Linked DNA regions of Mus musculus: region 2 is linked to region 1. The links are chromatin loops, found by intact Hi-C in ENCODE. Cell type or tissue: heart. All regions are shown on one strand. Links, peaks and the distances in the headings refer to the core of each region. The heading gives the core; the rest is flanking DNA. Region 1 has its middle 270 kb from the start of Gm20125. Region 2 overlaps Gm20125 (predicted gene, 20125).

Evidence for each region. Hi-C counts contacts between places; a loop is a spot of excess contacts. Peaks named below come from ENCODE experiments on the same cell type or tissue, not always from the same donor. Only the 100,000 strongest peaks of a DNase experiment are listed, where the experiment ranks them.
Region 2: a loop joins it to region 1, with 2.7 times the contacts of the local background. A loop is called at or near these places in 2 of 42 quality-filtered maps.

The regions. Positions count from the first base shown.
Region 1 is chr10:17,358,024-17,373,342 of GRCm38, reverse strand. No RefSeq gene overlaps it. Among named protein-coding and RNA genes, the nearest start is that of Gm20125, 270 kb to the right of the region's middle. In heart, for the core only: no CTCF peak of the experiment used is centred there; a DNase peak (open chromatin) is centred at 6,082; H3K27ac peaks cover 1,555 bases.
Region 2 is chr10:16,988,941-17,004,259 of GRCm38, reverse strand. Gm20125 (predicted gene, 20125) reads left to right here. Exons shown (of 9, transcript NR_038020.1): 2 at 13,803-13,964; 3 at 14,521-14,640. Among named protein-coding and RNA genes, the nearest start is that of Gm20125, 99 kb to the left of the region's middle. In heart, for the core only: no CTCF peak of the experiment used is centred there; a DNase peak (open chromatin) is centred at 7,259; H3K27ac peaks cover 403 bases.

The DNA of each region.
Region 1 (15,319 bases), core at 3,934-8,933:
TCCTTCCTTCCTTCCTTCCTTTTCTTTGTCTGTGGAAACAAAGTAAATCAAGAAAAGAATCAATTCCACGAATGTATTTATTGTGTGCTGGTCAGGTCCTTGATGGGCAAGAACAAAACTAACTTGCTTGTGTTTAGATTTCTTTTCTTCATTTGAACATTGTTGGCATTAAGCAATCTGCTTGCCCAGAGAACTCAGCACATTGTAAAGCTATAAACATATCTAAAAACCAGGAATTCAATTATGACTCATTTCTACGGTGATCTTGATATAAGACAGTGCAAAGAGCAATTTCCTTTATTAGACATTAACTACTGTCAATTTTCTTCTCTTGGGAAATAAACAGAAATTTGAAATATGTATTTTCTTTGCTAATGAATCCTTTTCTTTATAATTCTTAGGAGACTCCCTCTTAACACAGAGAACAGGGTATAGTGGCAATTTTGCAGGGAGGAGATAAAGGAACTGATGTCTCCTTTCCTCTCCACTTCTTCACAAACCTGGGAAGGGCATTAAAAAGAAGGCAATATTAGTAATACCCAGCCCAAGTCAATGCCCAAGAGTGACAAGAGAGACAAGAGAGTCGCCCACACTTTGTGTAATGTCTTGAATGCTCTTAATCCTTTTGCAAACACTTGCTTGGTTATAGGAAAAGCGAATGCAGAGAATGATATCTCAGCTGGGATTCAACCTGTGGATGCTTAGGTAAAGAACAGCTATGCAAGCCGTCTCTTAGTACATTTTAGAAATCTTCCATTCATCTCTGATCTTGGAACTATACTTCTCTGAAGCATTTTAGTATTTATCTTTTTGAAAACTAGAGTGGCCAGGCCAAACATTTTCTTGGGTTAAATCTACTGAGTTTCTGGTGATTTTCCTTCACTTTGAAATCTTCGCATACAGTACAAGAGGAGCTGCATAGAGTCCCGAATGTCACATGAAGAAGGAAGGCAAATGACAGTGTCCCATGGAGGCAAACAACCCTCTAAGTGATTTGCTTCTTCTCTGTAGTTTGACTGCTCAGACTCTGATTTCCAAAGCAAATGAGCCCATCCCTAAAATAAGAAAGAATGCCAACTTTCATTTTGACAGTTCAAAAGCATCCCTGTCTTCACACATCTGATGAGAGAGTATCCAGGTTATAAACACATAGATGCCCTCTTCTAATTGTAATGTTCATTTGATAGGCTCTCTGTGGATGGTTAATTTTCAATGCCATCATTCATGATTTACAAAAAATGAGAAATAAGAGGAAAGAAAACAGTGAAGGTTGTGCTAATGTCTCAATGTTTTTGGCAATAGTTTCAATTGCAGGTTCTTCTGCAAATCAGACCATATCATTTAAATATAAGACTGTATTGATAATGGCTTGAAGATTTATTTTCACTTGCATGACTTCAATCATCCCAAAGTAAGAGATCAAGAGACTGTGTACGTGGGATGTGGGGAGGAACACACCAACACTGACCAATGGCAACAACATCAACTAAAGCAGCTCAAAATGCTTACTTAGTAGGCCTACAGCCAAAAAAGCAGTCTAAGTTGGTGAATAGCACTAATTAGGACAGAACAGTTTTAAATGCAAAACTCGGAGAAAAAAAAGTTATGGAGTCCTAGACATAGCACAGATAGACAAAGCCACGGGGAAAGTGTGGCTTTGGATTCTGATCCTGTTGTATCTTCTCTACAAAGTTTTCATCTTAGGAAGGAGCAAATAGACATCACCAGCATCCAAGTCCAAAGTCATGAAAGCGATGGCCAAGGAGTGCTCTTCAACTCACATGCAGCGTCCAAGTTCAGGAAATTGATTTTAGGGCACAGAAATCTTGTATAATGGAAAATGATAGGAAATGGAAACTCTCTGCCATTTATCCTATGAAACAGAAATATATTAATACTACCCCCATCTTTAAAAAAAAAAAAAAGCGATTGCAGGATAAACAAGAATAGCTTCCAGTGATCTTACTGCAAACTGTCTGGAAGCCTTCTAGAAAACCCACATGAAGTTTTTCATTTGTTTTTGATACTCTTGAATTGTGGAAAGTAGTGATAACTAAAATCCGTGCTAACTCCCACTGAAGCCATTCACACAAAAACCCAGTTCCCATGTTTTTATAGTTTCCAGTCATCTGCCTAGAAATTGGCGTTATATATGTGGAGGAATGTGGAAATAGAAGTAGAGGACATGAATTTCAAGACTTAATGAAGAGCTGTGTCTTAAGAACTGCCATAAAACAATGGACAAGTAATAAGGCTTTGTACAGGGTGATACTTCTGTGCATCTTCAGCAGCAAGGGTGGTGGTGCAATAGAAGTCACCTATATTTATTTACTTCAGGCCAGCTATTAAACTAGGCAATCTACAGATGTCTCACTGTTTACTGGAGGAACTCAGAGCTCCGAACTGAGAGGAAAGTTTGAACTTTAGCTCTGTACTAACTAGCTGGCTGGTGATGAGTGGAGATGAGGGCAGATGGCTAAAAAGTCCTCACTTACCTGGCCTGCTCCAAGTCATCCAAAATCACTTTTTCTTCTGACCTTGGCTGTCTCATTTTACATAGGCACTTTAAAGACTCTCTGAAAACCCTCTTTGTCTACTTTGCCCCCAAGTCAGAGATGGCCTTTCCAGAGCACTTGCTGTTTAGGCTGAGACCTTACTCACTCCATAATCCTTGTGTAAACAACAGAAGCTTTGCTTTCTTCCAAAGTATGGGTGGAAGCCTAGGCATTGTCCAGAAGAGCCCCTGGTAGCCCTTTGGTGGCCTTGGTAGCCCTTTGGTGTCTCAGCTCAAGGTTTCCTGGTCTTTCATCCTTATGTTTCAACCAGAATGTTCTTTCTGGAGTCCTAAATATGACCACATGACTCTATTGCTTTAAATCACAATGAGTTCTCAGAGTCTCTATTTAGGCAATACTTGAGGCATCATCAGAAGAGCTGATAGCATCCAAGTCTACACATAGGTTAGAGCCTGAACAAATGGATGAATAGGCTGCTAAGGGCATAATAAATGTGGTGCAGTTAGAGACGGGAACAGAACTAGGTTCAAACAGCTTGACTATCTAAAAGCAGGTATCTTGACCTGTGAAATTCCATTTATTCTCTCTGCCTTCTTTCTCCTGGTGTGCAACCTTAGGGTACCAATGGTCCCTTTTACGTTTTCCTATTAAAGAAGACACTGGTTTTAATGTGCTTAGAAAAATATCTGGCATAAGTACTGTTTTCAGTTTCTCCCTTTCTTTCTTTCTTTCTTTCTTTCTTTCTTTCTTTCTTTCTTTCTTTCTTTCTTTCTTTCTTTCTTTTTTTTTTGAATTAGATTTTTTTATTTCCATTTTAAATGTTATCCCCTTTCCTAGTTTCCCCTCTGAAAACCCCCTATCCCCTCCCCTTCCCCCTGCTCCCCAACCCACCCACTCCCATTCATGGTCTTGACATTCCCCTATACTGGGGTTTAGAGCCTTCACAGGACCAAGGGCCTCTCCTCCCATTGATGACCGATGAGGCCGTCCTCTGCTACAAATATAGCTAGAGCCACCAGTTCCACCATGTGTTTTCTTTGATTGGTTGTATAGTTCCAAGGAGCTCTGAAGGTACTGGTTAGTTCATATTGATATTCTTTCTATGGAGCTTCAATCCCCTTCAGTTCCCTGGATATTTCTCTGGCTCCTTCATTGGGGACCTTGTGCTCCATCCAATGGATGACTGTGAGCATCCACTTCTGTATTTGCCAGGCACTGGCAGAGCCTTGCAGGAGACGGCTATATCAGGCCCCTGTCAGGAGGCTCTTGTTGGCATCTGCCTAGTATCTGGGTTTGGTGGTTGTTTATGGGGTGGATCCCCAAGTGGGGCAGTCTCTGCCTTCATGTTCTGCTCCGAACTTTGTCTCTGTAACTCCATCCATGGGTATTCTGTTCCCCATTCTAAGAAGGAATGCAGTATCCACACTTAAGTCTTCCTTCTTCTTGAGTTTCATGTGTTTTGCAAATTGTATCTTGGGTATTCTAAATTTCTGGGCTAATATCCCCTTATCAGTGAGTGCCTGGAAGATCCAGCAATACCTCTCCTGGGCATATACCCAGAAGATGTTCTAACTTGTAATAAGGACACATGCTCCACTATGTTCATAGCAGCCTTATTTATAATAGCCAGAAGCTGGAAAGAACCTAGATGTCCCTCAACAGAGGAATGGATACAGAAAATGTGGTCCATTTACACAATAGAGTACTACTCAGCTATTAAAAACAATGAATTCATGAAATTCTTAGGCAAATGGATGGGTCTGGAGGGCATCATCCTGAGTGAGGTAACCCAATCACAAAAGAACACACATGATATGCACTCACTGTTTTCAGTTTCTTAAATAAAGATATGAAGCTACTGCTTTTGACTAGGATTCTCCAAGTCTCTTGCTCTGACTGGCTCAGAAATACCTTAGCTATTACTTATCCTCAGAGGCTTCCTTCAGCCAACACTGTCAATCACTTGTTTGCATATCAATATGACCACAACTATCTGTTGTCTACAAGTGAGTTTCGTTCTCTCTGTGCTATAAACACTATTGTAAGAGGGAACCATATCTTACTCATAGGAGTATATAAACAGAGACTTAGGCATCTGACTCATGAAATGTTTGATGGATGGATACATACAGGAAGAATAATAGGAGCATAAGAGTATATAGCTATGATTTGGTTTTGTTTTCATTTTAGATTAAAAATCAAGACAACACATCTGTTTTACCAGGTTTTTGTTTGTTGGTTTGTTTTGTTTTTTGTTTTTGCAGGTTCTATGTGAAATCTTAGTCTTCTCAGTCACTTATAATGAAAGAAGTATGGGGATTTATCTAAAATTCAGATTTAAAAAATGCTAAATTTAGTTTGATTCATTACTCCTGGTAAGTATGTATCACACTCACCCAAGACACTGAAAACAGTATTTAATTCCACACACATTTACTGATAGTCCTTATAGGTAACATACTACGCAGAAAAAGAAACATTAATAAAATATGGATCCTGCCAAACAGGCACTTGATAGAGACACATAGAAAGGACCTTAAAATGTAGGCAGAATGTGAAACACGAAGAGATCAAGGGGAGATGAATTCTGCTTATTACCACATTTTTTGAAGTATTTATCTTTTGTAGCTTTTTTTTTTTTTCATTTGCATTTGCTATAAGGCCTGGAAACTTGAGTTCCATCTCTGGGACTCACGTGAAGGAAGGAGATCGCTAGCCAGCTCCAGGAAGATATCCTCTAACTTCCACAAGCCCACTGTGATATGATATAGTTGGTTTGAGCACATACACACACATTCACACAGTGAATAAACAAATTTGATAAACATTACAAAAATTTGTGCTTTGAAAATTGAAGCCCTAGCTTGTGTGTGTGTGTATATATGTGTGTGTATATATATATAAATACATATATAACATCTTTGCACAATTTTTACTTTCTATATTGCCATACTCACTATCACTATGTGGAAGAACATTTTTTGATTATATAGCTCACATGAAAATCAAAAGGTTATTTGAAAACAGCCCTAGTTTACAATTTTTGAATTCTATTTTCTTTCTTTTTTTTTTTTTGAAAATTTACTTTCTGTGTCTGTGCATGCACATTCTATGCCATGGGTATGAAGGTCAGAGGACAACTTGGGAGGGGGAGGGCTCAGTTTTTCATCCAGCATGTGACTCAGCATGTGACTCCTGAAGAATTGAATATACTCAGCTGTCAGGCTTAGCAGCAGGGCTCTTTGACTTGCTGAACCTAAGCTGCCCAAATTCTATTTTCTTTGAATGGGCCTAGATCAGTTTGCATAACATCAGATGCCAGGGTTCTGTGTATAGGTTATCAATGTTGTCATTGCAAGATTTCAGATCTTGAAAGGAATTCAGAGGTTTTTCTCATTATTCTTGTTTTATGAAATCAAGAGGCAAACAGACTTAATGAGGTTAGTCACTAGAACAATCACAAGAAAACCCTGCTGCCTTGATCCCGCTACTTGGCTGTCCAGCACAGCACAACCCCCTTTCCTCCCCTCCCCTCGGAACGTGATGCTTTTAGAATAATTTTAGACTCTAGGAAGTGCAATCCTGGGGAAGATATTTATAGCAAGCCTCTGGCTCATTGAGCATGCTCTTGTTTGGGATATTCCACTGCACACTCTGTTCTTGTCAGTAATAAATTATTCCCTGACAATTTAGTTGCCAAAGGGTTCCCAGCCTAGATGCTTTGCACATGTCTGTTTGAAAATGATCAGGTTAACCGGTTTTAATGATGCCTTTGTCCTTTACTTCCCTCCCAGCACGGAGAGAAGGAAGAATCAAGAGTTTCTGAAAGGGGGTGAATCTCACACAATGGAGCCCTATTTATATAACATTTAGTAATCCACTGAGTTTGATTTTTTTTTTTAGTTCCAGAAAAGATTTTACTCTTATTAATTAGAGGCAAGAAGTCAGAAAAAGAAGAAGAAGAAGAAGAAGAAGAAGAAGAAGAAGAAGAAGAAGAAGAAGAAGAAGAAGAAAGAGAGAGAGAGAGAGAGAGAGAGAGAGAGAGAGAGAGAGAGAGAGAAAGAGAGAAAGAAAGAAAAAGAAAGAAAGAAAGAAAGAAAGAAAGAAAGAAAGAAAGAAAGAAAGAAAGAAAGAAGGCATCTTATAGCCATTTACAAGTGATTGTGGGCTGTAACTTGAATTCAGTTATATGATCAACTGACTTAATGATATTTTTTTAACTTTCTAGTAGGTCAGGATACAAACTAAGGGGACATTCAAATGTTAGAAAAGCAAAACAAAACCAGGGCATGAATGAGGGTGGAGAGGGGAAAGGTGAAGGTGGCTAGCAAGTATTGTTTCGTGACTCATGTTTCTCAACTGAAAACTGAGATTTCTGGTCACATTAGGGTGAAAATGTTGATAGCAGCTGCAAACAGGAAGGTTTAAACATGCCCTTCCCTGGGTAGTATTTCCTTTGGTGTTCTCTGTTTCTATGGTATGTCTTAAAGCTCTGTAGTTTTACAATCAGCTGCAGCTTCCTCAAGTAGGAAGGAAGACTCTGTGTTCTGTGTTCTTCCTTCATTTACTGCCGTGTGGTTGTGACATCTGCCTGTCCTCGTTGACAGTGGATAATGCTGGAAAGACACCCCTACAGCAGGGTATGCTCAACAGTGATCACAGGATGGCTCAAAACTGACCTCTCTAAGGGGAGAGAGAATCCATGGTCTGATTAGCAAGGGGAAACCATGCTTGCCAGAATGATGGCTTAGTTTTCAGTTTACATTGTTAGTAATAGCAAGATAATGAAGAGTGTGCTCAGTTTTGAGATGTTTGAAGGCCTTGTTGGTTCAGGCAATTGACAAATTGTAATTTAAGAGATAATAATCCTGAATGGTGAAAAAGAGTTCAATATATTTGCAAACTAATGGACCGAAAGGAGAAATAGGGGAATTTTTTTCAATATGGATACTTTTAAAAAGGGTGGACAACCAATTTCTTAAATAAGACATTTTTTGAAGAACGTCTGTCTCACTGGGGATATGTTAGAAGGCTAAATATGTGTTCTAATTGAACGAGAGCTTTAATCCCTGGTGCTCCAAGTAGAAAGAAAAACAAAAGAACTCCATGTCTCTTTCTGTAGGAGTGTTCTCCCTTTAAATGCTTCTGTTATGATAAATAGAATAGAGAGGTATGAAAAGGCTATTAAAATAATCGCAGATGTTTGAGTCAGAAATTATGTGTTGGTTTAGACTGTCAGTGGGTGAGTCAATTGCTTTCATGTTAGGACTAATCAGCTGGACTAGAAAACTGGCTATCGATGACTTCAGGTAGCTGCATCAGATGTAAGTCCGTAAGCTTCACCACTGGAATCTATCCATGGAACATAGCAGTCATTTGAGCAGCAAACATTAGGCCCTGTGTTAACTGATACCCTGGGCTATCAGTTTGCCAGTATGCTGCACTGCAGAATTAGGCTCACAGACTGTGGCTAGATTGATGGAATAATAGAGATCAGCAGCCAGGGTGTCTCATCAAAGACAAAAATGGCCAACTCAAACAGATAGCTAGTAAATGTTTACCATGGACAGGATTCCTCTGCTAATCAACTGTTGTTGAACAACTACCTTCATGAAAAGATACTTAACCATTTTTTTTCTGACTCCTGAAATGTTTAAAATTAGATCCCACTGTCCTGCCCAAGCTTCCCTCCCTTGTTATTTGCAAAAATACAAGGCAAGAAATGGTCACCTCTCCATATTGGCATGCATGCGTGAATTGAGTAGATAGAATGAATGTGGTTTTAAGAACAAGTAATCTTGCAGGATGAAAAATGTGCAGACTCTGTCCAAAAGGGAAAGAGGAATTAGGAGACAGTAAAATCTTAAGATTTAAATATTTTTGGGATGCATTCAGTTATGGTTTTCTCTTTGTAAAAAGTACAAACTGGTTACAATATGGCAGAACAAGACAATTAACAAAATACCACATTTCTCAATGAACACTTGAAGTGCTAGATACAATTTCTTCTTCTCTTTGACTTCCATTCTTGATAACTTTTATTTCAATACAATGTTCATTTGAACTTTAACATTGTACTGGCATTGGATAGCAGTTCCTCTGTACCTATGTCCTGAAAAAAATAAAATTTCTAAATACATTTTACATTTATATAAATATTTACATTATTCATATAAATATATTATAAATATAATATGAATATAAATTTGCTTTTAGTAGTATTCTGTTATAGTAGTCTCTGTCATGCTTGAAGTGCCTGCTCTATGACTAGACTCCATCCTTTCCCCCTCTCAGTTTCTAATCCCCTATGGTTTAGGAAGCACATAGCTAACATTCTTCAAATTTTCTGAAAACTGGAGAAAAATGCCTTATGTAGTAAATATGCTTTACTGTCTGAATGTCAGGAAAACTATTTCTGTTGCCCAGAGGCCTTATTTACTTATGTAATGGAGGGACAAAAATTATTTGCTTTTAGATGACACCAGAGTCTTTTTATGGGGAATTCCTTGACAACTACATAACTCTGACACTAATATTCCAAGTGCTTAGACACCCTGGGGAGATTAAAATGAATGTAATCATAAGACTTTCCTCTAGCATGCATATATCCACACATCTGACGGTGTATTCTCAGACATGGTGGTAAAAGGAAAATTTGTCTGTGTAAAAAACATGAATGTTTAGAGGGGTGACACACATTTTGGAAGTGTGCATTGCATTTCTATATTGACTAGTATTATGATTTTTCATTTGTCTGTTTGTTTGTTTTGCTTATACATTTTAAAACAAGAGAGTAAAGAAAATTCAGTAGCAGAGAAAAATGATCTATACAAGAATTAAAGATAGCCAACTCGATGCAAGATAAAAGGGTCATTTTTTAAGATAATCAAAACCATCTCAAGAAATAGAGGCATCTTTGAAAGTTCTTCCTGAAATTTTTAATTTTTTTGATGTTCAATGACTTATATTTGAAATTTTTCTCTTGGAGAGAAATGGAAAATTCCCTCTGTGCAATTTTCAACATAACATCCACTCTTTTCTATAAGAAAAACTTTCACCCTAAAATTCTAGTTTCCTGATATGGAAGGCATATTACTATTGTATTTGCAACAAGCATTTCCACGCAGAAAGCTCCCGCAATAAGTCAGCAATGAGTGTTCACTGCATTTTAATATTAAGAGTTTGGGGCTGGAGAAATGGCTCAGTAGTTAAGAACACTGACTGCTCTTCCAGAGGTCCTAAGATCAATTCCCAGCAACCATGTGGTATTTTGCAACCATCTGTTATTGGATCTGACAACCTCTTCTGGTGTGTCTGAAGACAGCTAGAACATACATACACTTTTATACATAAAATAAATAATTATATTATACATATAATAAATAAGGTAGACTCACCTGTTATGCAAAGTATTCTGTTTCTCCTTTCAAGGAGATTCTGTCCAAAGTCATTCATTACATTGCAAAGATACCCTAGAAAAGTATGTGTGACTCTATATTTTTTTTTGAAAATATTTTAAGTGATTCCTCTTCAACTTTTGTAGTATTTTCATCTCTTTAGGTTCAGTTGTACCAATGTCATGGAGCAGTTGTATGTTTCTATGCTGTGTGTGCTGGTCAGAGGGGTGTTTGGATTTTGAGGGTGCATTATGGAGAAAGACTGGGAGCTGGAAAATGAAATATTCAGGGATGTGTTAGAGGAGCTGATGCCAACCTTGTGAGCAAGTAGCAGTCAGTTTTCTTATAGTCACCTACTTAAATCACTAAGCAGGGGAAATCTCTCAGGGTCCGTTTAGTGTACTTGGTGGGAATCATACTGATGTCATCCACATAGTCTGAACACAGTGGGCTTGTCTAGCTTGGGGCTCGGCCCCTGTTCTTCCTTTGTCTCTACATGTAGCAGTCACCTCTTTTCCATGGATACAAACGAGAAACAGTAAATTCAGGGCAGGTTTCCTCTGCCCTTTGGCATCTTTCTGTGGGTTACACAACAATTTGGCTAGCCACTCAGAAAATCAGAGTTTCAGTCCCAAGGGAGATGCCAGTTGTGTGTCTCTCATTGTAACAGTTCAACTAGATCAAATCCACTTTAAATATTAAAGAAATACTCTCATGGCACTTCCTTTGCCTTCTAATGCAATGCATTTCACAGATCATGAAAAGGGAATCATGAAAATAAACTTCTTGGGTTATATTAATAAGCTAATCTTCTATCCACTTATAAATATTACTGGGGATATTAGTTAAATGCTACCATGTGTTAAGGCAGGCATTATAGGATCAAAATGCCATGTTCCTCATGAAATAGAGCTGCTACTTCTGGCATTATTAGAGTTTTGTTTTGTTTTGTTTTTTTCTTGTGGTGTGTTTTGAAGTCTATTTTCCTCACAAGGCACATGTTGTGTATAAATTATTAATTCATTAATTCATGAGGTATTTGGCCCCAATGATACAACACTTTTATTTTTTCTGGCTTGCAGGATGTACAAATGTGAAAACTACTAGCAGCAGTAAGTCAGTGCTGAGCTAAAAATAGAATTGAAGGCTTTTTGTTTTTAGCATATGATCGAAGAGCTTTCATATGGAAAGTAAATTTGTGCTATTTGTGGTCATGATATCAACTGTGATTAGGAAAATTGCTTCTGACCTACTACAAATTTTAATTATTTAAATTGTTTTAAAGCATAAGTATGACATTTCGGTTTAGGGAAACATACTGCCTTTAATGTAGTGTTACTTAACTGGAATTCATTCAGTGCAATTTAGATTAAACTAGGACACAAAGAGGGCATATTATGAAATCAACATACACACACAAAGAGGGCTCCACTATCCTGTGGTTAGGCATCTGGTAGCCACTCACACTCTGATGCTTACTGAGTAAAACAGGAGTCACTCAGTAGTTGGACAAAGATGCCCAAGGTCTTGAAAGAAGAATTAAGTTTATGATGGCTTCTGCATTTTCTCTCCAGAATTCTTCAAAGAGCCACTGAGGAGATGGCTCCTTTGGTAAAGTGCTTACAGTGTGTGGTAAAAATAGGAACCTGATCACCAGGACCTACATAAGAAGCTGGGCATAGTGGCACATGCCTCTCACCCTTGAGTTGAGATGGTGGAGACGAATGGATCCCTGAAGCTTACTGGTCAACCAGCCTCAATTATACCCATTGAGTATCAGGTAAATGAAAGACTCTATCTCAAAACATGAGACTTTATCTCAAGAAATGAGTTGAAGAAGACACTTAATGTTAACCTCTGGCCTCTGCAATTATATGCACATACATGCATGTACACACATACACACACACACACACACACACATTCTTTAAAGGCCTTATACACTACTTGGACTCTTCTGAGAATAAAATTCCTACTGTATACACTATAATTATATGATTACTAATAGGTTGTTTTTGGATCATCTATAAAGAATGTAACACAAATACACTTTGAGTATATTACTGTAATAATAACAAAACAGAAGGTAGTTGCATCTAGGAATAATTGAACAATTATTAACAAGGAGTTTACTAGGACAAGACCAACTTAAGCATATAGAAAAATCCAAGAAATTAAGAAAAGAGAAGACTCAAGTAAGTACAGTTAGTTGGGCAGTATTTACATGTAAGCATATTTTAAAGGACTGGGGTACTATTTATATCCAACCTGTTACCAAATGACCTCATATACTTCAGTATAACTATGAATACATTCCAACACAAAACTATAAACTTAGCCGGGCGTGGTGACACACTCCTTTAATGCCAGCACTCAGGAGGCAAAGGCAGGCGGAATTCTGAGTTGGAGGCTAGCCTGGTCTACACAGTGAGTTCCAGGACAGCCAGGGCTATACAGGGAAACCCTGTCTCAAAAAACCAAAAAAAGAAAAAAAGAAACCTATAAACGTACCAAAAAACATGACTTTTTAAAAACTAAATTGACATTTTTTATTATTATTTTTATTAGGTATTTTCTTCATATACATTTCCAATGCTATCCCAAAAGTCCCCTATACCCCCCCCCCCACTCCCCTACCCACCCACTCCCACTTCTTCGCCCTGGTGTTCTCCTGTACTGAGGCATATAAAGTTTGTAAGACCAATGGGCCTCTTTCCAATGATGGCCAACTAGGCCATCTTCTGATACATATGGAGCTAGAGACATGCGCTCCAGGGGGGTACTGGTTAGTTCATATTGTTGTCCCACCTATAGGGTTGCAGATCATTTTAGCTCCTTGGGTGCTTTCTCTAGCTCCCCAATTGGAGTTCCTGTGATCCATCCAACAGCTGACTGTGAGCCTCCACTTCTGTGTTTGCTAGGCCCCAGCATAGTCTAACAAGAGACAGCTATATCAGGGTCCTTTCAGCAAAATCTTTCTAGTGTATGCAATGGTGTCAGCGTTTGGAAGCTGATTATGGGATGGATCCCCAAGTATGGCAGTCTCTAGATGGTCCATCCTTTCATCTCAGCTCCAAACTTTGTCTCTGTAACTCCTTCCATGGGTGTTTTGTTCCTAATTCTAAGAAGGGGCAAAGTGTCTATACTTTGGTCTGCGTTCTTCTTGAGTTTCATGCATTTGGCAAATTGTACCTTATATCTTGGGTATTCTAGGTTTCTGGGCTAATATCCACTTATCAGTGAGTACATATTGTACAAGTTCTTTTGTGATTAGGTTACCTCACTCAGAATGATGCCCTCCAGGTCCATCCATTTGCCTAGAAATTTCATAAATTCATTCTTTTTAATAGCTGAGTAGTACTCCATTGTGTTTTTTTTTCCATTTTTTATTAGGTATTTAGCTCATTTACATTTCCAATGCTATACCAAAAGTCCTCCATACCCACCCACCCCCACTCCCCTACCCACCCACTCCCCCTTTTTGGCCCTGGCGTTCCCCTGTACTGGGGCATATAAATTTTGCGTGTCCAATGGGCCTCTCTTTCCAGTGATGGCTGACTAGGCCATCTTTTGATACATATGCAGCTAGAGTCAAGAGCTCCGGGGTACTGGTTAGTTCAAAATGTTGTTCCACCTATAAGGTTGCAGATCCCTTTAGCTCCTTGGGTACTTTCTCTAGCTCCTCCATTGGGAGCCCTGTGATCCATCCATTAGCTGACTGTGAGCATCCACTTCTGTGTTTGCTAGGCCCCGGCATAGTCCCACAAGAGACAGCTACATCTGGGTCCTTTCGATAAAATCTTGCTAGTGTATGCAATGGTGTCAGCGTTTGGATGCTGATTATGGGGTGGATCCCTGGATATGGCAGTCTCTACATGGTACATCCTTTCATCTCAGCTCCAAACTTTGTCTCTGTAACTCCTTCCATGGGTGTTTTGTTCCCACTTCTAAGGAGGGGCATAGTGTCCACACTTCAGTCTTCATTTTTCTTGAGTTTCATGTGTTTAGGAAATTGTATCTTATATCTTGGGTATCCTAGGTTTTGGGCTAATATCCACTTATCAGTGAGTACATATTGTGTGAGTTCCTTTGTGAATGTGTTACCTCACTCAGGATGATGCCCTCCAGGTCCATCCATTTGGCTAGGAATTTCATAAATTCATTCTTTTTAATATCTGAGTAGTATATCTGAGTAGTACATCTCCATTATGTAGATGTACCACATTTTCTGTATCCATTCCTCTGTTGAGGGGCATCTGGGTTCTTTCCAGCTTCTGGCTATTATAAATAAGGCTGCTATGAACATAGTGGAGCATGTGTCCTTCTTACCAGTTGGGGCATCTTCTGGATATATGCCCAGGAGAGGTATTGCTGGATCCTCCGGTAGTACTATGTCCAATTTTCTGAGGAACTGTCAGACTGATTTCCAGAGTGGTTGTACAAGCTTGCAATCCCACCAACAATGGAGGAGTGTTCCTCTTTCTCCACATCCTCGCCAGCATCTGCTGTCACCTGAATTCCTCAACAGAGGGATGGATACAGAAAATGTGGTACATTAACACAATGGAGTACTACTCAGCTATTAAAAAGAATGAATTTATGAAATTCCTAGGCAAATGCATCGATCTGGAGGCATTATCTTGAGTGAGGTAACCCATTCACAAAAGCACTCACACAATATGTACTCACTGATAAGTGGATATTAGCACAGAAACTTAGAATACCCAAGATATAAGATACAATTTGCTAAACACATGAAACTCAAGAAGAATGAAGACCAAAGTGTGGACACTTTGCCCCTTCTTAGAATTGGAAACAAAACACCCATGGAAGGAGTTACAGAGACAAAGTTTGGAGCTGAGATGAAAGGATGGACCATCTAGAGACTGCCATACCTGGGTGTCCATCCCATAATCAGCTTCCAAACGCTGACACCATTGCATACACTAGAAAGATTTTGCTGAAAGGACCCAGATATAGCTGTCTCTTGTGAGACTATGCTGGGGCCTAGCAAACACAGAAGTGGGTGCTCACAGTCAACTATTGGATGGATCACAGGGCCCCCAGTGCAGGAGCTAGAGAAAGTACCAAGGAGCTAAAGGGATCTGCAACCCTATAGGTGGAACAACAATATGAACTAACCAGTACCCCCCTGGAGCTCGTGTCTCTAGCTGCATATGTATCAGAAAATGCCTAGTCGGCCATCAGTGGAAAGAGAGGCCCATTGGTCTTTCAATACTTTATATACCTCAGTACAGGGGAACGCCAGGCCAAGAAGTGGGAGTGGGAGGGTGGGGGATTGGGTGGGGGAGTGTGTGGGGGACTTTTGGGATAGCATTGGAAATTTTAACTGAAATAAATACCTAATTAAAAAAAAGTCATGTCACAATGTCAAAAGGTTAGAGA
Region 2 (15,319 bases), core at 4,844-9,843, 370 kb after region 1:
GTTTAAGTTATTTTCCATTCTGTTACTGAGGAGGAAGCAGTATATCTTCAGTGTGATACATGCTAACAAAATGGCTAAGAGCACACAAAAATTCTTGCTGGTAGAAAAGATGATGTACGTTTTAACAGTCTTAGATTATTAGAATTGTGAAATGGCTCAGCGGGTACTGGTGCCTGCCTTCAAATCTGCTCTGCTCTATTTGATCCCTGAATCCTACCCAAAAGGCCAAAGAGAATGGAGAGAAACAAATTTGTACTAGTTGCCTTCACCCTGTGCCCTGGTGCTCATGAGCCCGTGCAAATTCTGATAAACACAAACAAATTAACTCCAAGAAAAATAGTTTCGAAACTCTTTAAGGCAAATGGAAAGTGATTTTCTATAGTAGCCACAAGTAACACATGAGGATTCCTTCTGGAAACCACGGAGACTCACTCTGCTGAGTCTCACTCATTGTCCTGGTAAAGTTTGTGGCAATTTTCTTCACAGTTGAAGTGGCTTCTGAGATAGAACCAAATTTGGCATTAGAATTGTAGATGCTCACAAGAACTTGCACACGTAGAACAAACAATGTCTTGCAGCCTATTGCTTGTGGGACGTTTGCCAAGAAAAAACAATTTGCTTTGCTGCAAGAGCCCAGTCAGCCATTACTGTAGAATGTTTTTCCAAGATTACTTATCAGTGATTTTAATAGGGCTCAGAGGTTTGTGTGGTTTGCACAAAATGTTACTTACTTTTAAACTTCAAATTTCTCTCTATGTTACTTTAAGCATCTGAACTCTCTCCTAATGCAATCCAGTTATTAAGATCAACACCTCCCCAAATGAGTAGGTAAGAATGCATAATTAAATACTTAATGATGAAGTGGATTTAACTATTATATTGCTGCTCTAGACAGGTGCCCCTCCCATTCAAAGAGGCTTCTTGGTATATTACACAGGAGTTCAAGTTGTTAGATACTAATTTGGTTTTTTAATTGCACACTCTTGTCATGACAGGATTTCTGCCAGGAATATACGTCTTCAGTGCCTCTTCATTGATTGATAGAATCATTCATTTAACAAGCATTTGCTGGCAGTAGTAATCTATTTAACAGGCATTATTGGGCTACATTGAGTTAGAGAGAGAGAGAGAGAGAGAGAGAGAGAGAGAGAGAGAGAGGTGTAAGGTAGTATAGTGTTCTCAATAAAGTCAAAGCCAAAAACATAACTTATGGAGATGTAAAGACAGAGACATAAAGCAGCTTAATAAATAAAATGACAGAATAATTCACATGGCTTAATATTTCTGCCCTACTCAGTACCGTATGTAAAGACGTTGGTATGAACTTAAAACTTGCCACAATGGAAATATGTGTACAAGTACAGGGAGACAACACAGAAGGTAGAGATCTAGGCAGTTTAACTCAGTTGTAAAATCACAGTGTTATAAAGCCAATATCATAGCTTGATCACAAAATCCAGAAAATCTGCTTAGACTAGTGAAAACTTCCACTGAGTTTGAAGGCTGATCCTATAATTCTTTTTTTTTTCTTTTTTTTTATTAGGTATTTTCCTCATTTACATTTTCAATGCTATCCCAAAGGTCCCCCATACCCACCCCCCCAATCCCCTACCCACCCACTCCCCCTTTTTGGCCCTGGCGTTCCCCTGTACTGGGGCATATAAAGTTTGCAAGTCCAATGGGCCTCTCTTTGCAGTGATGGCCGACTAGGCCATCTTTTGATACATATGCAGCTAAAGACAAGAGCTCCCGGGTACTGGTTAGTTCATATTGTTGTTCCACCTATAGGGTTGCAGTTCCCTATAGCTCCTTGGGTAATTTCTCTAGCTCCTCCATTAGGGGCCCTGTGTCCCATCCAATAGCTGACTGTGATCATCCACTTCTGTGTTTTCTAGGCCCCCGGCATAGTCTCACAAGAGAGAGCTATAACTGGGTCCTTTCAGCGAAATCTTGCTAGTGTATGCAATGGTGTCAGCATTTGGAAGCTGATTATGGGATGGATCCCTGCATATGGCAGTCACTAGATGGTCCATCCTTTCGTCACAGCTCCAAATTTTGTCTCTGTAACTCCTTCTATGGGTGTTTTGTTCCCATTTCTAAGAAAGGGTAAAGTGTCCACACTTTGGTCTTCGTTCTTCTTGAATTTTATGCGTTTGGCAAGTTGTATCTTATATCTTGGGTATCCTAAGTTTCTGGGCTATTATCCACTTATCAGTGATACAATGGTTACGAGTAACATAGGCTGGGATTGTGTGTTTGGTAGGATAAGGATGAACCCCAGAGCTGGAAATAAATTTCCAATCAGTGGGATATGAATAACATTTACTCCCTCTCTATACCAGGAATTCAGGGCATATGGAAATTTCCTGGGAATTAATAAACTTTGATATTTGTCATTAAAATATCTCTCCCCATGCAATGATGAATGAAGCAGGAAGCCTGTGAAGTTGGAGGCTAAGTGCTGACTGTCCTCTCCCTTTTCTAGGAAGGGAGGATAGCAGGATGTACACAGAATTTCCTGTTCTTTATTACTCTGCACTGCCAATGCGAGAACCCACCAGGTTAGAGGAACAGCCTCTGCTCTTCCTTTCACCTTTAGATGTGGAAAATTAGCCATTAGTCAGACTAAAATACGAGCATCGCTTGTAAATTCATCTGTGTTTTCTGGTCTCATTAGCGCTCTTCTGGACTGCATGATAATGAGCATAACATAATTAAAGGGTAAGCACCACGCCACTCTAACCAGAGTCTGTGCTTTCCAATATCCGATGGTAACAATCAGAGAATGAGTAATTTCTCCTCCACGAGGGTGGTCTTTGTACAGCTCGAACTCAACTTGTTCTCTTTTCCCTTGTGAGCAGGAGCTTATGCAAAAATCCCCACTCACAGTAGTGTTTGGGTTTTATAAGAGAAGGTATAGTCTTTGTTTGTTTGTTTTGTTTTGTTTTGTTTTGTTTTGTTTGTTTTACAAGACAGGGTTTCTCTGTGTAGCCCCGGCAGTCCTGGAACTCACTCTGTAGACCAGGCTGGCCTCGAACTCAGAGATCCACCTGCCTCTGGCTCCCGAGTGCTGGGATTAAAGGCGTGCGCCACCAGTCTTGAGGGAAGAAATTTGAGGCAGATACAGAAATTCTGGCAGACACTGGCAGATTCTTCCATTTTCATCGAAGGGAAACTAACTCAGAAATGCAGAAGGTGATGACTCTGGTGTAAAAACCTCAGTCTGATCAGCTGGAACCTGAGAGAATAAGAAACTGAAAATTACCGTCAGAGAAGATTTGACACGCTGGAAAAAGTGGTAGCAATTGCATGGGAAATCGGTGGCTGAAGATTGTGAGGGACTTGGATTTTTCATTAGTTTTAAATCATGCCGTGCAGGAAAAGTCTAGGGAGATCTTGCAGATTTGCTTTGCTGGGTCCCCATTGTGTCTGAATATTGATGCTATAGAAGGCGATGGGCAACCTCGAGCTCTTTGGTATCTGTCTTCAAGGTGACGGATGTTAAAAGGCAGACATGCAGAATTCATTATATCAAATGATCTTCTACCTAAGTGGATTTTAAGAACCATTGTAGACCTATTGTGATTTGCCCTCCCAGGAAAAGGGTAATTTATTTTGACCTGCAAAGAAACAGTGGGTACGCTATATTGGGGTGATTAATTTTTTAAAGATACTATTTCAAGGTTAAGCTTCCTTGGGTCACAGCCTCCTCACCTTGGAGATCTTTCCCAGTTCTGCTTGTTGCCTTGCTAGCTGTATATTGAGTCTTCACAGTTTTACATTTCTGTCATTTTAACTAATACTATTTGATGATGCTCCCTGTTGTCGTATTTCTGCTAATTGTTCTCTAGCTGCTGCCTATATTTGCCCCCTGGCAGACAGAGGCACAAATGTTTGTCATATCAAGTCTCTAGAATATTTGAATTTGATCACTTGCAAAAATATGTTTCTCGTTCATAAACATTATACATTTTAGACTAATCATCCACAGTGGTGGATGTGACTGTGATTGCCGCTTGTCTTTTTCAGAGCTGTTCCCCTCCCCCCAATTCCTCAGATATTATTCGTTTGCTTATTTTGAGATATTTTAAAGGAGAGAGTGGCAGGTTTATTTGTCAGTGGTCTTAGGAAGTACACACAGCACAATGCTATTGACTTCATCAAAATCTGAATATGAGTTTTAAAAAGCACCATGATACCCTCAAGTGAAGTTGTAAAATAAGACAGAAACATCTTGTGTTTTCTCAGAACCCTGAGAGACATTAGGACCTGTTTTCTTTCACCTTGTAAAATAAGCTAAAGACAGCATCTATTTTAGAAGAAAAGCTAAGCACATGTGATCAAAGTGTGCATAGCAATATGAAAAATAAGCACATATTTGAAATATTTTATAAATATGTAGAATCAAATCTCCCTTCTAGTATGTTTCTTTATAGCTTCTATTGCAGAGTCTGTGCCAAGCAGAACTGACTAACTTGCTACTGTTTCTGATAAATTTTGCATGTTGGTGTATTTCTCAACTAAAAAAGCAACATGTAATTATGCAAAATCTTTTCGATTCATAAAACAAGGAACATCTTTTATTTTGTTTCACAAGTCTGATGGCAATTCTCTTTCCTTTATAACACTGAGATGCAACAAAATCACTTGTAATGTGTTTTTCTTAATAGAATACATGTGCATTTGTTGAGGGCTGACCCTTACTTAAGTATGCACTTAGTAACTGTGTGTGTTGTAGGGCTTTGCATATTTTATGATCTCCCCTTACTGCTTTGAACTTAATATAGCAACTCTAAAAAGTTTAAGAACACATTTGAAAAAAAAAAACACATTTGAAACTCGTATACTTAAAGATCTGCATATCTCATCTTAATATTTCATCATAAGGTTTTGAATGTAGGAAAACATGCATTAGCTTTGTCATTATTGATTTTCCTCCTACTATCTAAAAAACTCACAAAGCTGTTAAATAGTAAAAAAGATTTGCAGAACTTATTTGTGAGGAATTACACTTCAACGAGAAGTTAATCTTTTGGAACAATTTTCAGGATCTCGATGTGTAGAACCAATTTATGAGAATAATGTGGTACTTTTCTTTTTATAAAGCAGCATTAGATCTCATTTTGACTGGTGTGCGGCAATCCTGTTCTTGTTACTATCATCACTTTTGTTTATAGATGAAGTAAGCGAGACTGGGACACACACTCCTTAGGTTTCTTTTTCCCTAGCAACACTTCCATGCTATACAATATTGCTGCCCTTTACTTTGTCTGTTATTGTCAAGACAACCATGGGTTTACATGTTGTCAAAGCTGTATACCAGTATCAGTTTCTTCCCTTTGAATGGCTTCATTGATTGTGTCCAGGCTTTTACTTTAAGATAAGTGATTGTAACTTAGCGCTTCTTCATACATGCCTACCACAACATATGAAGTAAAATATTTGTCTAGTTAATAGAGACAGTATACAGGGTGTAAGTAGAGATTATTACAAGGAGGAACCCATATTTGATTGTACATAAGATGTCATTTGTGGGACAGAGAGAACTATGATGGAGGCTGGAGTCGCATGATGCTTTGTTATGGAAGAGTGATGAGTGATGCAGGAGCAGCAGCGTCTCAGAAATTATAAGGAATCAAGGGCCCAGAACTAGTGCGGTAGGGTGCTGCTTTATAAGACATTGTATTGTGAAAATCAGGACGTTATACAATGATTTCTCATGAGTATTACTTTGAGGATGGGTAAAACAAAATAGTAAAATAAAATAAAATAAAATAAAATAAAACCAGTGTTGGTTACAGATCAAAAGAATGGTCTCTGGCTAAAGCTATTAAAAACCAACTTTCCATAATACCACACTGATAATTTCAATTAGAATCACAGCAAGAAAGTTTAAAGTAGGGATGCATCCTCAGCCCAATTCCATGACATGTTCATTTACTAACCCCTTTCTAGGTTTCCGGCTTAGGGCAGAAGGAACCTATTGAATGTTTGCTGTAAAGAGATCTTGAATAACACTCTCGTTTTGATCTTGTTGCTAGAGACAGAAACTTACCTAGAGACACCTCTGCTTTCTTTGATGGGTTTTCTCAGATCATTCCTTGTGATGTTTAACATAACACACGTGTAGAAGATGGGGCAGGAGTTTGAAGATATACTGGGATCTATTAAGGGCATGTAAGAATAATTTAAGAGGCTGTGGTACATCCATTGAAGTACTCCAATGAAGTCATTATCTGAAACTTTGAAAGAGTTGTTGGATGAAGAATGAATATAGAGTAAGCAATACAGGTAAAAGAGAGAGAGAGAGAGAGAAGAAGTGGGAGAAGAAGTGGAAGGGAAGAGGAGAAAGGGAAAGGGAGGAAGAAAGGAGGGAGGAAGAGAGGGAGAGGGAAAGGGAGACAGAGAGAGATAATTACGTCAGTTAGTTAAAGGAGGATAAAGTGGCCACTGACTTATACTCAGAGGGAACAGTGAGTTAGTTATAGCAGGAGATGAAGGGCATAGAAAGGAAGGAATGATGTGAGATGGGTGGTACTCACTTGAACTTAGCTCATGTGTACTACATGAACAATCTTCTCAAACTGAGACTTGCTTACCAATTACCCCTCCCCCCACAAACACACCCTGATCTATTGGATTCACCTGCAGATATTGTATTTGTTTGTTGTTTTTTTAGTTATCTGAGGTTAGCTCCAAAAGTTTGCCATGTGATTTTGTTGTTGTTGTTCCCAAAAGTCACATTTATAGTAATGCCATATTTGGGCTCAGGAACATAGAGCTGGGATATCTTTTCATTGTTGTTCGTTTTGGGCTCTTTTCCTCACAGGTTTAGATATCATAAGCAAATCTATTACTTTTCCTTGGTCAATGCTTAATAAACTCGCATGTACTGTTCACTGAGGTATCTTGTTAAAATGCAAGGTCTGATTAGGTTAACCTGGGTCTGTGTGTAAACTGTTGTATGTAACAAGTTCCCCCCGTGAAGCTCATTCTCCTGGTTGCGGATCCAGTCTGGTCTGTGGTTGGGAAATCTCTCTGCCATCATTTCCCCAGATATCACATGAATAAAAATAAGTAAATAAAGCACTTTGCCTACCGTGGAACAAAAGAAAATGTGAAGTGTTGGTAGTAGATTGACAGAGACAGGAAATGGAAAAGGCTTGAGTTTTAAGCTGAGTGTAATTTAAGCACATTTACAGAACTAGAGGAGTCAGGATGAAAGGGGGAAGTGAGACATTTCGCAACTGGGTACTCCCCAAAAGATGTTAATGCTTTGCTTTGTCAATCACTTCAGACACTTGGACAAGCATGGCACTCAGGGGATGTGGTTCAGTGAGTAGCTCACAGGAAGTAGTATTTTCACAGATGGTTGATCCATTGGCTAGAATAAAAAGTGGATTTTCCTGGCAGGTACTTCATAATTCCATAATTCTAAAAGAAAAGCATGATTGCTTTCAACGGCTGGCATACATTATTATGATTTTAGGATGCTTGGGTAATAGTTGTGGTTAATATGAATTGGCAAATTTGACAAGATCTAGAGTTACTTAGAAGGCCAAATTTTGGGTATGTGTGTAAGGGATGTTCTTTACTGGGTTAATTCAAGTGGGAAGACCCACTGTAAATGTGGGTGACATCATAACATGCACAGGTGTCTCAGTCTGAGTAAGGGAAAATCAGAGCTGGTCCCAGCTTCTCTTCTCCTCTGCTCTTGCTTCTGTCTGATTTGTGACTGTGGGTGTAATATGACTAGCAGAAGCACTCTTCTGCTGGCATACCTGTCTTTCCACAAAGGACTGTTTACCTTCAAACTCTAACCCAGAACAAACCCTGTCTTCCTTAAACAGTTTCTGTCAGCTTTTCCTCCACATTAGTGACAGAAATAATAAATGGACTTACTTTTCTTAAGCAATAACAAAATCATTATTGTTTTTCAGATAGGCTCCTAACACGAATGGTCGAGGATGGTCTTGAACTAGAGATCCTGCCAGTGTGTGCCACCATTCCTGTCTACTGGCTCCTAGTTTTATTATTACTTTGACATAAGACTTTAAATACTAAAAAAGTACGTTAGAAAACACTGTCTGTTTTCTTTACTACATGTCACTTTATTATGTTGCCTTTCAGGTCCTTTATTTTCCCTCTGAAAGTTTGAAGTACTCAATGTTGTAATCCAGACATTTTAAACTTTGATTTGCAATCATCTAAACTACAATTCAACAGAGAAATCTTTCTAAGATTGATTTTCTCTCACTGGGTCATTCATAAACATATTCATTACACACACACTCCACGAATATTCGATAATGCATCAATCACTGAGCTGTTTACATTAAGAGACACAATTGAAATTGAACAATATAATTCAATGAAATTACTGGTCTTTTTATTTATTCATCTAACCCCTAGCTGCTCAGTCACTGTAAACAGCTTCATTGAAAACAATTCACTTTTCTGTTCTTTCTGGATTGATCTTCTCAAATACATGATTGCTCTTAATTCAGATGAAATATTTCATTTCTTTAAGTACATGGAAAGGAATTAGAGCCAGCTGAATGCAATAAGGAACAAGGAAGGAAGACGCTCAGTAAGAGGAAATCAAACCTGTTTACAAGTCTGGGATCTAAACACTTGTGAGGTTTGTGGTTTTGGAAACTATATTCATATGTTAGAGGAGAAAATGATGAATGCTAGATAAACATGAGTTTTAAATGGCCTGGGTTGGATTCTTATTTCTCATTGCACCCTAAGTACCTCTTTCAAATTCCTCTGAATTTCAAAGAGTTTCAACTCAGGGCTTAAAAAAAAAAAGAAAAAGAAAAAGAAAAAAAATGTCATTTAAACACTGGGTCATTTCAACATTGGAGGGAGAAACAGATGAGGCAGAAAGATGGAAAATGTTTTCAACCATCAAGATGTGTCTGTTTTACTCAGAAGACAGGTATAGTGTGGAATATTCATAGTATTCATAAAAACAATTAGTGTGTACAGTCACTGGAGGCACATCAAATTATCATCCCATACAATGGTAAATTTTCCGTTCCTAAATCCCTAAATCAGTTTCTGTTTCCAGTTCCCCTTTCAGTAGGTGACACTGGGAATATGCTAAACACAGCCCTTGGGCAAATTAGAAACAGAAGCTGGGGAAAACATTAGGAGCCTTTTCTGGGTCTTATTTCATTTTAAACTGTTGTGTCTATTTAGAAGGTAAAGAACATTAATGTAAGTGTGTTTTAGAAACAGAAACCCATCAACTGAGAAAGTGCCATCCTGGAGTTCTGTTCCGATGGCCTTATATATTTATTTAGTTGCTAATGTTTTAAAGGAATGGACACAGCCAGGTGGAGACTCCTGAAGGTGGCAGTCATTTTGAATCACCAAAAACCCAAATGATGGTTCTTGGCTGTAGGAGCTTTTGAATGTGTTGGCTTTGAAAGTTTCATGACTGGAAAAAAAAGGAAGGCTGAAGGGAATTGGCATTTTAATTCCATGTGGCTGAGCTTTTTAGTTACGTTCAGACACTTCTATTTTTATTTCTTGAAGCTGGGCCCATGGCCAAGTAGGAAGCTGCGGAATTATTGCTCTTGCCCTCACATTTAGTACAATCTCCTATAATACTAAGGTTAGGTCAGCTTTTTCCCTGTCCTTGCATTAAACCTACAAATAGATCAGATTTCGTGATAAGCACCAGTGGAAAAAGGACGAAGGACGGAAACTGAAACACGGACCCTGTTCAAGTTGAATTAGAATCAGATCCATTGCGTCTCATGTTTGCCTAGTGCTGGCCTGAGAACCTGCTTGGTTTCACCTCTGCACTCTAGTTGTTCTTCCTTTCTTCCTTCCTTCCTTCCTTCCTTCCTTCCTTCCTTCCTTCCTTCCTTCTTTCCTTCCCCTCTCTCTCTTTCTCTCTCTCTCTTTCTTTCTTTCTTTCTTTCTTTCTTTCTTTCTTTCTTTCAAATTCTTTTTCTTTTTCCTGTTGTGTGCTGATACACTTAAATGATAGCTCTTCTTGTTTTATGCAATGGAAAAACTATTACGGAATAGTTAACCTTGAAAGCCACTGACTGTATCTAAAAACAGAAGAAAAAAAAATCTCTCCCTTACTGTGCCTCTCATTGGTTGTTTGGAAACAGCTGCTTGATGCCAAGTTTGTACTTCGCTCTTATCAGCCCATTTGGTGAGATCAGAATGTGCCTGAATAACTCTGAAGGTTAAAATATGTTGTTGGAGATTTCTGTTACTGCTATTCCAGAAAGCCACCTAATAGCATCCTCACAGTCAGCAGGGACCAGGCTCTGTCTTTCTCATGATTGTGACACATAGTGGAAATTTACTGGCTTCTATATATCACAATCTCTGCATGGTGTGTGTCACACTCAGGATAAGCCCAGCAGGACAGCCTGCAAATGGCCTGGCAGGGTTGGTCGACCAACATATGGAACAGTCCCTCTGAAAACAAAAACATGCTGCATGCGCTCATGATCTGAGTTTTACATTTTGAGTTTTTTTTTTTTCTTCTCTAGCATAGATGGTTTAATTGTGGCACCTATAAACTTAATTTTTAGAAAACTCGATAATTATAATTTTTATAATTTCCTAATTCTTTTTTTTTCAGCATTCTAGAAGTTGTGCTTCACTGCTATTAAATACTATTTGGGTTGTACGGGTTTTTTGAAGTTGTTATTTATAGTACAACCCCTAAACCCTTATAATATATATTTTCATTTCATATATACCTAATCATTCAGACCTTCTTCCAGAATTGAAATATACTGCATTATCATAGCTACTCAACAACTAGAAAATATGCATGGCCCAACAAAAGCATTTGAATATTTCAAATTGCTGCTCTGTAATCTGAATGTCATACTGTGGCCTTAGTCTAGAAATGTCTATTAGAAAAAAAAGATGCCAAGGATTAATCTTGCCTTTTGTGGTGTGCTTACATTTATCTCCAAACAGTGTATAGTGTTTTGTCAGTTATTTATCAAGCTATTTATATGTTTATCTGGTGCCTGTCACTGGGGTACTCAAAGCCTTTGACAAGTGTGCTGTTAGCAGAAAATACTGCCCAGGAGAGAAAGGATATTCTTTTTTCACTTGACTCCTTCAGAGCAGAAGCCATAGTAATTCCTATATGATTTATTGAACAACCATTAGAAGGAAACAGGCAGAAATAGATCAGCCAATCACTCAAGGCATGGACACTGGATATCTATTCTTGTTGAAATTTCTGTCCAAGGAAGCATGAGAGTTGAAAAACAAATATAACCATCTTCCAAAAGGCAAGATAACAAACAGTTTTTGTTTTTTACTTTTTATAAAATGCCTTGTAGATGATTTTTGTTCTGTAGTATGTTATGTCCCTCTTTCAACTGCAGAACTTCCCTTGATCTTAGATGAGTGTCATTTGGGCAAAACCCCAATGAGTTATGTAGAAAGTGATAATTAAAGAACCATACATTAGCAGATGCAGATAATTTAATATATAGCAATTCTGAAGACTTATTATCACACCTGATGTTTGCAAATCAGTCACTTCCATGAGTGGTCCATCTGAGATTCTCATTTCTTTTTTCTTTTCTTTTTTTTTTATACTTTATTTTCTTTGCCTAAATGATAAGAGAAAGTTGTTAAATTAGCGATTTATGATCAGGATACTCAATAATGACAAGTCAGCCAAAGACAACCTCAATTTGTATTATGATATGATATTCTTCCACTATATTTTAATCCTTATAATGTTTCTACCTGAAAGGACCATCTTAACATTTTTTTCAATGTACAAAGAATGCTATTTCTTCTTTTCTCATAGCACTTGTTGAAGAAGCTAAAAGTCAACTGTCACCTCTCCATTAGGGCCACCATGAAATGAGAACACATAGGAATCTTGAAACAGTTGCTTGACTCCATATGGGAAGAATGTCTCTCTAGGAGACACTTAGTTAGGTAAAGAATTACCCTACTATCCTATCTCTTCCTGAGTTCAGATTTCTCATTACAGATTCTTTTTTTCCTATTCTTTTCCACATCTTCCACTGGTCATATGTTTTGAGGGATTTTTCACATCTATAAACCATGCTTCAATTCAAGGATCATTGAGATATTTAGATAACTTTTCTAGTAGATCCTTCCTTTATAGTGTTAGGATGAGTTCTTTCTGAAGCTTAACAAATTCTGAGGCAGGCTTATTATACCATCACCAGGTAAGGCAGTTAATAAAAATAACCCAGAGGAGAGAGTTCAAATCTGTATATGTGTGTTCATTTTGGTCCCATACAGAAAAGTACAGTGTATTTGAGAAATGATTGTGAAGATAAAACCATGTCTTCCTGTGCAAACTCCCACACACCTAGAAATAATTATCTTTAATTTTGCAGGGAATATCCAAAAATAGGTTCTTTTATATTCAATTTTTTCCCTTGAGCACAACATGGAAGTGAAAATTTAAGAATGTAATTATTTGCCATGCTAAGAATTCCTGAGTCTATATAACACTGCCACTCTGTGCTTTTCAGTAAGCAAATTAAAAGTTCAGATTATAGTGCCCTCTTTGGCAAAACCAAGGAGTGAGACCTGGTAACTCTTAGGATACTCCAGGTTCCAGGGTTTCATGTTCTATGATATTATCTTAGGAACTTAGCTACATGTTTGCATAGAAACATTTCATAAAATGAGTTCATATCATTGGCTTTGTTAATACCTGCATAGCTAGAGAAGAGTTAAAGACAGAGGGTAGATGGGAGGCAGAGAAGAGAGTCCCATAGTCCAAACATGCTTTTTAGACAAATTTAAGATGTACTTTCTGTGTAGAATTTGAGCAAAAGTAAAATCACTGTAAATTTTAGTGTCTATTTTATGGATGGTTATTAGGGATTTTAGTTATTTAATTTCCACAAAAATTCTAAAATAACTATTAGTAGCCAACTGAAACAGAATGCTAGACTCTGGCTGGAAAATCCCCAGATAAAAAGTTAAGAAGTGGCAGAAGTGCTGGTTTTTTGTGTGTGCTTGAGAGATCTAGCAGTTGCCTTGAGCAAATCACAACACTGGGGAACAAAGAGGTTCTCAACATAGGGTTAAGTAGCAACAAGGTGCTAATTCCTGCTGATTCTGTACTTTTCTGTCATCTAATAATACCAATCATGACAATAGAATACTGATGCAATATTGATCTAAAGCTGGAAAAAAACACAACTGTCTTTTCTCAAGAAAGAAATGTATTCACATGGGTGATATGCATCTAACTGTTCTCTTCTAGAGATTGCTTACAGAGTATTGATATATTATAGAGGGTTTCTATTGCACTTCAGATTTCTTAATGGATGTTGAGTGCTTTTTGTTTAATCTACCAAATGAAAGATAATTTATGCTTATTTGTATAATAACTAAGAAACTATCAAATATTTATTATTGAATTTAAGCAACAAAAATGGCAAGAAGAAACAACAGTGAATCTATTTTTTAAAGAAAAATGCAATTAAGTCTTTAGGGGGATAAGAATTTTCAGAACTATTATAAATAGAAGGGCCCATCTCAGCTTGATTACTTCAAAACAGCTTCCTGCAGCCTCCCACCAAGTAGATGAGCAATTAGAATAATCACAGCAATAAGTCAAAGACACTTGCTGTTCAAACTTGTGACTTTTCCTTTTGGCAATACTCCTCGGCTATTCCAGTTGTACACACACACACACACACACACACACACACACACACACAAGCATGCACATATTTAATGGAGTTTTATTTGGTAAAAGGCAAAATGCCTGAGACTGACTTTTTGTGTTTTGTCTCAAGGTTAACTAAAGGGCACTGAACAAGTAAAGCTGTGCTGAAAAGAACAGTGGCCAAGGCAGGGATATTCTTATACCACAAACAGTCATGCAGATGGAAGTCTGGCCAACAAAACCATAAAGCATCATGTCTCACTGTGACTCAATCTGTCAGCTCAAGTACAAGGTGACTCAGGAGAGGGAGGACTGTGTTTTGTTTTGTGATAAGTACTCAAAATTTCTTGTATATTCATGCCTGTTATATAGTGCTGATATAAAAGAATAAAAATTATTTTAATCATTTAATAATTGCAAAGACGGGTCTTAATTTCTAAATTTAAAGGAAATGAAAGACACAAAGCAAACGGAGTGAGAGAAAACCTAGAGATTAACAGTATCTGCCTGAGTCTGTACTTTTGTTTGTAATATCTCTATGATATTTCTACAACAGATGCTAGTCAGTTGATTCAGTATGCAAGGAAATTGACATTAAAAAAATAATAAGACAATAACATATCCTTTGCAAGGCAGTCATATGATTTTCTTCTGTCTGATTTTTGAGTATATAATTCTAAGTTTCCTCTTTGTTCTTTGGCTTATATTTTTAGATCTTCTAAGTTAGCAGAATCTTAAAAACACAAGGGTTGTAGAAGAGAATGTCAAATAATTTTGTTCAGACTTCCTTATAATGACATGCATTTTTAATACCTTGCCTGTTGTCCATCCTGTTCCTGTTTCCACAGCCTTGAGTACACAAGTTCTTCTGCATTCCCAAATGCTTCCTTCTTTTGTCTCCAGTTAAAGACATTTACCACTTTCTGGGAAGGATTTCAACTTCAACTTTTCATGAAATACGATGAGAGGTCAGTAGACACACACAGCAAAACCACATAAAATAAATCCCAATTATCAAAGAAAAAAAGACAAGGCTAGACATTGTTTTCATGGCTTAAGATTAACAAATATGTTTTTTTTCCATTTGAATGAAATATATAATATCTGAACACACACACACACACTGGGGTTTAATATCTAAATTCTGAAAACCATGCTTGCTAAATAAGACTTTGAAGAAGGAATACCATCTACAATATGAATTAGAATCCATCTATCTATCTATCTATCTATCTATCTATCTATCTATCTATCTATCTACCTATCTATCTACACACACACACACACACACACACACACACACACACACACACACACAATCAAAATAGAAACAAGAATGAGGACCTAAAAGTATTGTAATTGTAAATTATGGTATAACTAGATACACTGAGAGAAGCAAGAAAAGTGGAGAATCATTACAGCCACAAATTTTAATGTCTAAAATCATTGTTGTATAGGGATATGTCACCTAGTAAAGATAATTGCAAATGTTGCTATCATTCATGACGGCTATAATAGGAAAATAATATAAATGATTAAATACACAATTTACCACTGATACTGTGCCATGATGTTGCACATGATATTGACTGGAAGAGGTCAGATGAACAAATAGTCCACATAAATACATGAGCGTATTACCATTTG